Regions from separate parts of the Homo sapiens genome. Here region 2 is linked to region 1. Evidence: read pairs that join two places in POLR2A ChIA-PET (ENCODE). Cell type or tissue: HepG2. All regions are shown on one strand. Links, peaks and the distances in the headings refer to the core of each region. The heading gives the core; the rest is flanking DNA. Region 1 overlaps LRMDA (leucine rich melanocyte differentiation associated). Region 2 overlaps LRMDA (leucine rich melanocyte differentiation associated).

Region 1 (5,378 bases), core at 236-5,235:
GCTTATAATTTTTTCATAGCCTTGGTATTTCATTTATTTATATACTGCTTTTTAATTTTATTCATTCTAATAAGCTAGCCCAAACCTTTCATAGAATGAGGTAGGATATATATCAATAAAATGTAATACAGATTCTCAAACAGGCAGATTCTGTGCATTAAGGAAAAGTTTTGAGAGACCAGTTGTTAATGGAGATACTCATGTAGGAATAAAGAAGATATATATTGTATTCAGAGTTCAAAATGGTTGGCCAGGCATGATGGCTCATGCCTGTAATCCCAGCACTTTGGGAGGCCAAGGAGGGTGGATCATGAGGTCAAGAGATCAAGACCATCCTGGCCAACATGGTGAAACCTCGTCTCTACTAAAAATACAAAAATTAGCTGGGCGTGGTGGCACGTGCCTGTAGTCCCAGCTACTCGGGAGGCTGAGGCAGGAGAATCGCTTGAACCTGGGAGGTGGAGGTTGCAGTGAGCTGAGATCATGCCACTGTACTTCAGCCTGGCGACAGAGTGAGACTCGGCTCAAAAAAAAAAAAAAAAAAGGCTTTGAATAAGCTTCTCATAATATCTTTGTGACAGGAAGCCAAAAAGTAGGCTAGAAAATGACAATCTTAGGTAGAAGTAGAGTCATAACTGCTTCAAAAATGTACCTGAAGAATACTGATTAATGGCTCAAATTGCTCTATGGGTAGATTCTAGGGATTTTGATCTTATTTTTTTGTTTTTTGTTGTTTTTGTTTTTTGCCAGTGGCTTGGTTAAGGAGATGTTTATCACATTTATAGGGGACAGGACCCTAAAGAGATATTAAGAAAGATACAGTAGGATCCAAAATGATCCTGTTAGAATCAACCATTTTTCAGCTCAATAAGATGAAATTTCACAGTGTCTAATGTAAACTAAATAATAAAGTTCAACTATCCAAAAATATTTACTCGAAAAAATTAAAAGGAATATGAAAATTGGGAATATATTTGCAACCCTTCTAACAGTCTAAGATTTAACACCCTTAACATGGAAAGAGCTTTTATAAATCATTAAGGAAAACCTGAAGCCCTAACAGAAAAATGACCAAAAACCTTGGATGGAAAATTCACAAGGAAATTTGTCAATAATAAAAATATGGGAGAAATTTTCAGCTTTATTAGGAATCTAGAATATTCTAATAAAAATATTTATATCCTTTTCTTAGATTTTAACATAGTTTTGTCAAGCTTTTACTTCAAACAAACACAAGACTAATGAGACAGTGAAATTGCTGGATGGCAATTTATATTAAAAGACTTAAAAATAATTACCTTTGCATCCACTAATTCCAATTCCAATAATTTATTCAGTAAATATCAAAGATGTGTATAAGTTTATGTACAAGTATGTTCACTATAGCATTTACAATAACATTGCAAACAAGCCTAAATGCCCAAGGATTGAAGAATGATTAAATAAAGCTCAATATATCTGTATCATAAAATATTACACAGGAATTAAAAATAATATTGTAGGCAGCTATCTAATGAGCCAGTACAATTTTCATGCTATACATTTAAGTACCCCAAATTAAGTCACAATGTAATATAGTACACACACAAAGATCTCATGCATGAAAATTAAAAGTCATCCATATGGTCCTCACCATTTTCCACACAAATTTTAATCTGCACCAAGCTTTTCTGGGCATTTTCTTCCATGTTAATGGTTAAGAATCATCAAAGTCATCTTTCTTAGTTGTTCTAGTTTATAAACTGCTGTTAATATACAATCTTGTACACAGAGACATTATAACAATTCTGTACACACATACACAAACACACTTAAATGTATATATTTATGTGTGTGTGTGTATGTGTGTGATACCTATCTATATCTCCCAGATACATACCGTTAACCCCCAGGTAAGGAGTTTATCAGTCATTTTCAAATAGTTTTCTCTAGCTACTAAATTTTCTATCATGAATATACATTTTATAATCAGGAAAAACCACAGTTAATATTCCTTTTAAATAAAACAAGACAATTCCACATACATAACATGTAGAAGCTTTAGAAAAAGAGCAGTGTCTGGGAAGAGGACTTAGTATGAATCGCCAGTGACCACCACAGAAGCAAATCTGATCCCAATCCACTCTACTACTCTCCTGGCCCCTAAGTGCCTGTGCCTGGAGCTTTGTTTGAATTCCAGGTGCCAGATTCAAAGGTGGATTTGCATTCAGAAACACCATCCAAGGACAACCACCAGGAGGTGAAGGGTGTAAGAAACAGTGATTGAGACAGTCCTAAAGTTGCTTAACCAGGAGCAGAGAAGTCTTAGTCATTTCAAAGTCCTCAGCCTACAGGGTTCCAGAATGCAGAATCAAAAACAAATAGAAAATTATGTAAGCTGGGAGGAAATGTCTTGAATCAATTTTTTGAAACTTGTCAAAATGGAGAAGCTGTTCACTAAAGGATGAGCTGCCCTCAGAGCCACTATACTTATTTGAACAGAGGCTAAAATCATGGAGAATGTTTAGAGGGAATTTCTTCATAGAGATCAGATTCGATGGCTTCTAATATTCTATCCAGATACTATGGTTATCTGACTGGAGCTCCTTCCTTTATAACTATAGTTTATAAGGGCTGTTAAGTCAGTTCTGCTTTGCCAAAGGGTCCCTTAAGAGTCAGTCTGGTAGGAAGAGGGTAGCAGAGTTCCAGCACACTAAACTCTATGCCTCATTCTTCTAGCTGGGACTGTGCAAGGCTTCTTTAATATTTTCCTAACTATGGGAAGGGTGTAACATGTGCCCATAATAAAAAGGCACATGTTTGCACCCTGACCTCTTATAGAAAGTAAACTACATATTAGAGCTACAGCTCTATTTGTGTAAAATATGCCCTATTATAGTCTTCTTATAGACTCATAGACTTTGAATCCTAGAGGAATTTTAGGCTGTTCCACTCTCCCCCTACTTCACAGAAGATGACTAATGTCCAGAGAGGTAAAGTGGCCTACCTGAAAACACACATGAGTCACCAGGCCACATTTAGAACCTGTGTACATAAAGTGCAGTGCTCCCCAACTATGTTAAACTACCTCTACATACTTTCTAGCTGTGGTCCAGAAATGGAAATTCACCATCGCCACATCCTTTATCCAAACACTGTGTGTAGCTTTGTAACCCATTCATTGTACGTCCTCAATTATTAATATAATGATGAACCTAAATGGTTTTCGAGTTCTTTTTCCTTTCACTCTGTACTCCATGGATGCTCCTAGAAGAATCTCCCAAAGAGCTAGTTCTTAGATTTTTTTTTTCCTTTGAAGTTAAGTATGCATTAGGTGGGACTGGCTTGAGATTTATCTGCTAATGATCCCCTTGGGGTACACCTCTATAGCTTGTTCATTCATTCATTTATAAAAATGTATTGAGTGCCAACTCTGTGCTTAGTACTTTGCTAGTCTCTGGAGCTACAAGGATGACTGTGCAATAGTCCCCTACTATTAAGTAGTAGGTATAGACAGGGAAGCAGTTACCAGATAATGCAGGGTAATAGATTGGGATGATTAGTGCTACTCTGAGAAGGGGCTGGGGCTGGTGAAGGAGATGGGCTTGAGCTAAGTCTCAATGCAAATGAATTCTAATCTTTTGAGCATCTGCTGATACCTTATTCCACATTTGGTGGTGAGGGAACATAAGGAAAAGAGATAACTTGATCCTGGCACTCAAGTAAGCTACAGTCCAGAAAGCTGATTTGCTACCAAAAAGCATGTGGTGTGGTATCCATTTCCAACATGACAGGAATTCAGTGAGCACATGCATCTGGGGATACAAATGATGCACAAGTCATGGAATCTGCTCTCAATGCTCTTACCATCTATGAAGGAGACAGAGACGCTGGGCTTGGAATAAGGGGACACCATACAGGACAGCGTATCAGTAAGCAGCATGGATAAGATGAGCTCTGGAAGTTGAGAGGAAAGCAATGAGGGCTGTAGTAAGCCCTTTCTGTTTTTGGCCCATCCCTCCTATGCTTGTCCTGAAGGTATTATAGCAAGTCCCTAAGGACAGAGACAAGGAGCAGGTGTCTCTCCAGGAACATACTAGATGAAGGACAGCCTCCATGTTTTGCTCCCATCATTCTCCTTCTCTGGGCTATCCTCCCTCCTCAAAGCGAATCTTTCCTGTCTTTTTCCCACCCTGGTGACAGGGTTTGGCCTGGGCTTTGACTATGTCTCTGAAATTATTTTGATTCACGGCTTGAGATTTTACAAAACCACACATGCACGCATGGAGCCTGTGGCCTCGGGATCTTGTTTGTTTTTAAGAGTCTAAAGAGTGAGTTTGTTTGGCGGGTTCTATAAATGGGGGTTTTCTTTGCTAGGGAGATGTGAGAGTGGACACGGTGTACCGCAGCCATGGTATGCGTGCACCTCGCCATGGGGCGGAATGCAGAGCCTGGTGGGGGAGGCGCCCACAGCCATTGGGCAAACATATGTTGGGCCAAGAACGCTGCTCTTCAACCTCATGAACTGTTTGCTTGAAAGATAACAGTGTCTCTTCTACACAAGCCTTTCACCACCCTCCATAAAGGGAATTTTTAATTCAACAGATGGTGTCTACTCATTGCAAGCCAACCAGAAAAGGAGACATTTACACGGCTGGATCTCAAAGCCCCAGGGACCCCAAGGGCCCCTAATCAAATACTTGCCCAAAGACCAGCTCCCCACGGGCAGGGCCCCCCTGGAATGGACTCAGGCCAGGAAAGCCAGTAAAAACGTGCCAACTGTTGATTCTGTGAGGTCTTAATTGGCTGAAAAAGGTGAAAACACGTTTTCTGTCCCAGACTACAAGATAGCTTTATGTCTCCAGCAGGAAAGAAGGCCCCAGGAGATATGGTGACCTCCAAAAGTGGCTTGCTACCGGAGCCATTTTCTTTCTTCCAGAATAGCTCTAGCTCTATGGTTCACAAAACCTCTCAAAGAATAATTTGGTGAGCTTTGCTTTCCAGATCCTCTCATGGCATGTCCTGGGCCCTGTGTACTAGCACCTAACAATGTTAGGGACAGAGACGAGATCAACTGTTTCCAGTTGTGCAGCATAGAGAAAAAGAGTTTTTCCCAGCACTGAACCAAGGCTATTTCCTCTGTGTCTGCCTCTCTGGTTATCTGACTGCTGCTCATGGCAGCAGGAAGCCAGTGTGGTGTTTTCATAGGGAATGTGTTGTTCTGATGAGGAATATCTTGTCAACTCAATGAGGCCAAACGCAAATCTAGTTGGTAAACACACAGCATAAGACCACTCCATTGAGTCATGAGCTCTGTTTTCAAGTCCTGGTTTTGTGAGCTAAGACTTTGGAAAAATAACACTTGGAAAATGTAGCTTTCTAATCTTTCAAGGTGGCAG
Region 2 (5,378 bases), core at 63-5,062, 590 kb after region 1:
CCCTGCAATCCCACGGATATAGTGAGGGGCAGAGGGGCCTAGGTAGAAACTTTCTATAGAACATGGGATGTGGATTTACAATATTTCATTTGGATATCATGATCCCTGAAGCCTAGAGAGCTTGGGTCATCCACTCCATCCCCACTCATTTGGAAGGTAAGTTTAGAATCTCCTGTCTCTTCTCTTCTCCCTATTTTCCCCCTCTCCTGTTTATTCTTTTTTCTCTTTCTTTCTTTCTTTTTTGAGACAGTTTCACCCTTGTTGCCCAGGCTGGAGTACAATGGCACGATCTCAGCTCACTGCAACCTCTACCTCCCAGGTTCAAGCAATTCTCCTGCCTCAGCCTCCCAAGTGGCTGGGATTACAGGCACCCACCACCATGCCTAGCTAATTTTTTGCATTTTTAGTAGAGACAGGATTTCACCATGTTGGCCAAGCTGGTCTTGAACTCCTGACCTCAGGTGATTTGCCCGCCTTGGCCTCCCAAACTGCTGGGATTACAGCTATGAGCCACCACGTCCGGCCTCTGCTTATTCTTTTTTTAAGAGGAATTAGCTAAGCATCTAAAACATCTTAGATGTTGATTCAGCTGAAGGCAAAGATAGAGACCAGTGCCCAAATAAGCTCGAATCTTCTTCTAACACCCAAGAGAAATAGTGTTGCCTCCCCTGCTCTTCCCTCCAATTAGGTAAATAAAGAAGGTCAAAGGTGATCCAGTCCCAAGCACACCCAACTCAAGTCAGGAGTGCTTTTCTCCATTCTGGTCTGCAACTGACTCCAGTGTAACCAAGTTCTTAAACACAAACTTTTTCTGAACCTTAGACCTCACCCCTCCACTCCTCATCCCTGCCCAAACTCAGCTACTGTCCAGTGTGGAGTTCACACACTGACCACAACACGGACAAGAACAGGCTCCTGACCAGATGTGAAACCAACTCAAACTCAACACTACAGAAATGTCTCTCCTCTCAACAAAGGAAAATACAAATCTTCAGTGCTCTCCCTCTGAATCCACTTTTCAGCCACCCCCTTACGAAATTTTCCTGCATCTAGTATGTGTCATTTCCTACAATAAATCCATATAGATCCAGCCCCTCAGAGCCAACAGCCCCTTCTTGCCACACATACACACCTCCCAAGGTCCAGTACCTCCTCTCCCAAAGAAAGGCAGGGCCCCTGGACATCACAAAGATGGCTGTGTTTCCTCAAACCCAATAGCCCAGTCCCATGATCCACATGCACTGATGCTCCCTCACGGGGTCCAGCCTCCTCAAATCCACATCCGGCTCCCACTAACTACTCAGGGCAACCACAACCCAAGCTCCAGTGCCCTGAGCCCCTGGGGGCTGGTCACACAGGAGGAACTCCTTCCATGCCCAGGAAAGGAAGCCTTTTGCCTAAGTCTGCTCTGGGAAGCTGGAGCACTCAAGGCCACGCACTCGGTCCTCTCCTTAGGTACTGGAACAAAAAACACATCCTTCATTTCTCTAGAGTCAGCATGTATTTATTTGGCTTCCTCTCATCCCTGTGTACTACTTTACAACTTGTCAGTTTCCACCTCTCCCCAGATGCACACAAACCCTTTGGGAGTAAGGAAGAATACACAGACAGCGGCCACTCTCCATCCACTACAACCCTCAGGGTGCCCCTTTCCTGGAAACAACACAGCTCTGTGTGGCCATGTGCTCCCGAGCAGCATCCAAGGAGTTCCGCTGGCTGACCTCAAACAAATCCTCTTCCACCTCTCGTGCCTTATTACCCTGAGTTGTGTTCATTTTCCAGAGTTGTGTTCCATTTTCCAATTACAAATTCCTAATTCCCAAGTATCCTGACTCAGCTGTGGGAAATGAAGACTCCAAGGCCTAGAAGCAGGAAAGTGCTTGGGCCCTGGAATGGAATTCAGGTTCTTATCTCTCCTTTGACCCCAGGACAGTCTGTCCCACTCAGAGGGCAGCACAGCTCTCAAGGAGGGCATGGAGGAAAAAGCCCTGGGTGGCACCAGCTTGTTAGGAGGAAAAGCAATCGTCCTGCCTGACCCCTGCTCTTATCCCACTGACACCTGCTTTCCAAGTACCTCTTACTTCTTTCCTCCAAGCCCCCAAACCAGGCGCAAGGCATAACCTTTTAGGGAGAAAGGAAATAACTGCCTGTATTCTCCACTGGAATAATATACAAGATCACACTTACCTTTGCCAAGACTGGAACAGTTGTCAGAGAGTTTTCCTCCCACCCACTCCACACCAGCAGTATTTAAATTGCTTTGAAACACCATCCGGGAGAAATTATCATCACAAATATTTAAAGCTCCCATTCATAAAAAGACAAAAGAAAGAGAACACACACATACACACACCCTACCTGTGACTCGACGAATGTTTTGGGACATGTGTTTATCCTAAGAAAGCACACCTAGACACCCCAAAACACTCTTGCAGGCTTCATCTCATTCCTTCCCCAAGAGTATTCTGACCTGTCTGCACAGGTATCCGTGAGAAATGAAAAGAACACAGTGAAAATATGACGGCTCTCTCATAGGAACTCGTGTGAAATGGATGAGGCTCAATATGCTGCCTGCCTCTTCAGCAGCACAAAAAAAGGCAGCCAAGGAATCACCGGACACAGTGAAACCTTTGGGGTGTGATTCCACGCATCTCAGAGCCTTCTGCTGAATAAAAGGACAACCCATGTGGAGTTGGAACATTTGACTTTTATCTGCTTGGCCCTAAAGTACCCAGGAGGACTGGGCCTCCCAGGCCTGGCCTACATCTTGTGAAGGTTACATACCTCAGAAGGTTAAAGCTCAGATCAAGCCTCTTTGCGAAATGTCCACAGTCCCTGCCAAGGTGCTCTGGAATTTCTCTGCAGTCCTGGCCTATGTAGGACACCTGGAAATTAAATGGAACAGAAACAATGTGGCAAATGGAAATCACCCAGCTGCTCCCAACCCTGAAATTACTGATCCAATGATTGCTTCTGCAACTTGAAACACATGTTTCTCACACACAAAAAGGCCACACTTGTGACTGTTTCCCTGATCAAATCAGCTTTGGGGGCTCCAAGGACTCCACCAACAGCTCCCCTTTCCTGGTGCAGTTAACATGATGAAGACTAATCCCAGGACAATGGAAATTGGACTAAAATTGGCCAGATTCAGGTGTCCAAAAGAAACCTGAATATCAGGGCACATTGATATAACCGCAACAATCGCCCTCTCACTCAGGGGCTTTTGCAACAGTTGCTCCTCTGCCCCTTCTTCTCCCTCTCCTCCACTGCCCTCCAGTACCCTGGTATGCACATTACCTCATAAAAGACACAGCAGATGCACTTACCAGCATCCAACCTTCAGGGTGCTGGAACAAATAGGGTTGGAAAAGAAAACCTCCCCAGACCACAAATCCCATCCAGTTGCCACTGTGTACAAAATGCCCTCCACACCCAAACAAAGCTGATTTGAAGGCAACAGGGCAACAATGTGTGTCCGGGGCTCCTGAATGTCCCTCCTCCAGAGGCCCTTTGGCAGTCAATCCCACTCTGTGCACAAAGCTGTTTCTTTGGGCATTCTTCTATTTATTACAGATTATTTATTATTAAGTACCTGTATGTGCCCAAATATTAAAAAGCTGAACTGAACTGAATCTGAACTGATTCCAGAACCTGTGAGAAGGTCAGTGGACTTTCTCACTACCCTAATCACCCAGTTTTTGGAACCCATTTTTACAGACAGCACTCTGTGGGCAGATTGGCAACTAATCCTCAAACCATAAAATAAACCCATGAGGCCGAGTTGACCAGTGGGCCACAATGCATGCTGTTTCCCTAAAATACAACATGCTCAACCCCCAGCTTGAAATTCAAGCCCAAGACACGGCTATAACCTTCTTCTGGTTTCCCTACAAATCACATTCTTCCACACATATAGACAAAGATCTCTTAGAATGAGAGAGAGAGAGACTCCCCAGGAGGGTGTTTCCTCATGGGAAACAAGACTATGGTGGCCATCTTACATCCTCAGATATTAGGTTCAACTATGTGAACTACCAATATCCAACCATTTTAGAACCACAAAATAGCTCTTTTACATGGTGCAACCTAATACAAGCTGCACTGAACCCTGACACCCTCAACATCTCCAGTCATCTCTCAACCTTCTCCTATCCAATGAGGACAAACTGCTGACAATGCAATATCCTATATCCACTCTCCTTCAGTAACTTCATTCTAGGAGGAGAGAAAATAAGGAGAAAGGATAGAAAAATAGCTGACTCCAATAAAGTAATTTTGACTCAAGAAGATATAGGCTAAAAAATAAAGGACTCTAAGTTCAATCTAGCAATCTCTCCTCTTTCTACCTGGGGTCCATCTTTCTTCACAGTTCCTTGTGTAATAAATTAAGTTCTGCTTCCAAGCTGAGACAGAAATCATATGCCAAAGAGAGACTGTGGCTATAAGGCCCTATTCTATCTGGGGACTTCGATTTCCCTCAGGATCTCTGCTCAGTCAGCAGCTTCTTGGCCAGGCGCGGTGGCTCATGCCTGTAGTCCCAGCACTTTGGGAAGCCGAGGTGGGAGGATCATGAGGTCAGGGGATCGACACCATCCTGACTAACATGGTGAAACCCCATCTCTACTAAAAATACAAAAAATATTAGCCGGGCATGGTGGGGAGTGCCTGTAGTCCCAGCTACTCAGGAGGCTAGGGTAGGAGAATGGTGTGAACCCTGGAGGCGGAGCTTGCAGTGAGCCGAGATTGCACCACTGCACTCCAGCCTGGGCGACAGAGCCAGACTTGTCTCAAAAAAAAAAAAAAATTCAGCAGCTTCTTCTGTATTGTACGTTCACAATGAACCCCAGGTCCATGGCGCTCACCAGAAAATCCATCCCATTCACCCCAGCCTGCACTACTGTCTTGCACATATTATCAGTCAAGACCTCTGTGATATATATAGCAGAGACGTTGAGTTTTAGATGCAGAAACTGGGCTCTTTCCTCTTAGAATGGCCAAGGACTAAATCTAATAGACACCCAGTTTGTCAAAACTTCTGATGTTTTATACAAGGAAACTAAGACTCCAGAGCCCTGCCCAGCACAATACAGCTTCTTAGTGATAGAGCCCAGATCAAGTCCTATGCCATAAATAAGGACTTCCAACTTGGGGGCCATGGAGTGCTTACAAATCCATGTGTGGGTGTGAGATTTCTCTCTCTCTTTTTTTTTTTTTTTTTTAAAGAGATGGGGTTTCACTGTGTTGCTCAGGCTGATCTCAAACTCTGAACTCAAACAATCCCCTCGCCTCAGCCTCCTAAAATAGCTGGAATTGCAGATACAAGCCACCATACCAGGCAGACATGAGTTTTCTTGATCAGCAAATGCCAGTGGTGC

Evidence for each region. Peaks named below come from ENCODE experiments on the same cell type or tissue, not always from the same donor. Only the 100,000 strongest peaks of a DNase experiment are listed, where the experiment ranks them.
Region 2: POLR2A ChIA-PET joins it to region 1 with 5 read pairs; 3 of 35 experiments call an interaction of 5 or more read pairs at or near these places.

Annotation. Positions count from the first base shown.
Region 1 is chr10:76,023,985-76,029,362 of GRCh38, reverse strand. The region is part of intron 2 of LRMDA (leucine rich melanocyte differentiation associated); the gene reads right to left. Among named protein-coding and RNA genes, the nearest start is that of MIR606, 470 kb to the right of the region's middle. In HepG2, for the core only: a CTCF peak has its summit at 2,273; DNase peaks (open chromatin) are centred at 2,220, 2,982 and 4,412.
Region 2 is chr10:75,435,901-75,441,278 of GRCh38, reverse strand. It overlaps LRMDA (leucine rich melanocyte differentiation associated), which reads right to left. Exons shown (of 7, transcript NM_001305581.2): 2 at 2,785-2,885. Among named protein-coding and RNA genes, the nearest start is that of LRMDA, 7.0 kb to the right of the region's middle. In HepG2, for the core only: no CTCF peak of the experiment used is centred there; a DNase peak (open chromatin) is centred at 2,798.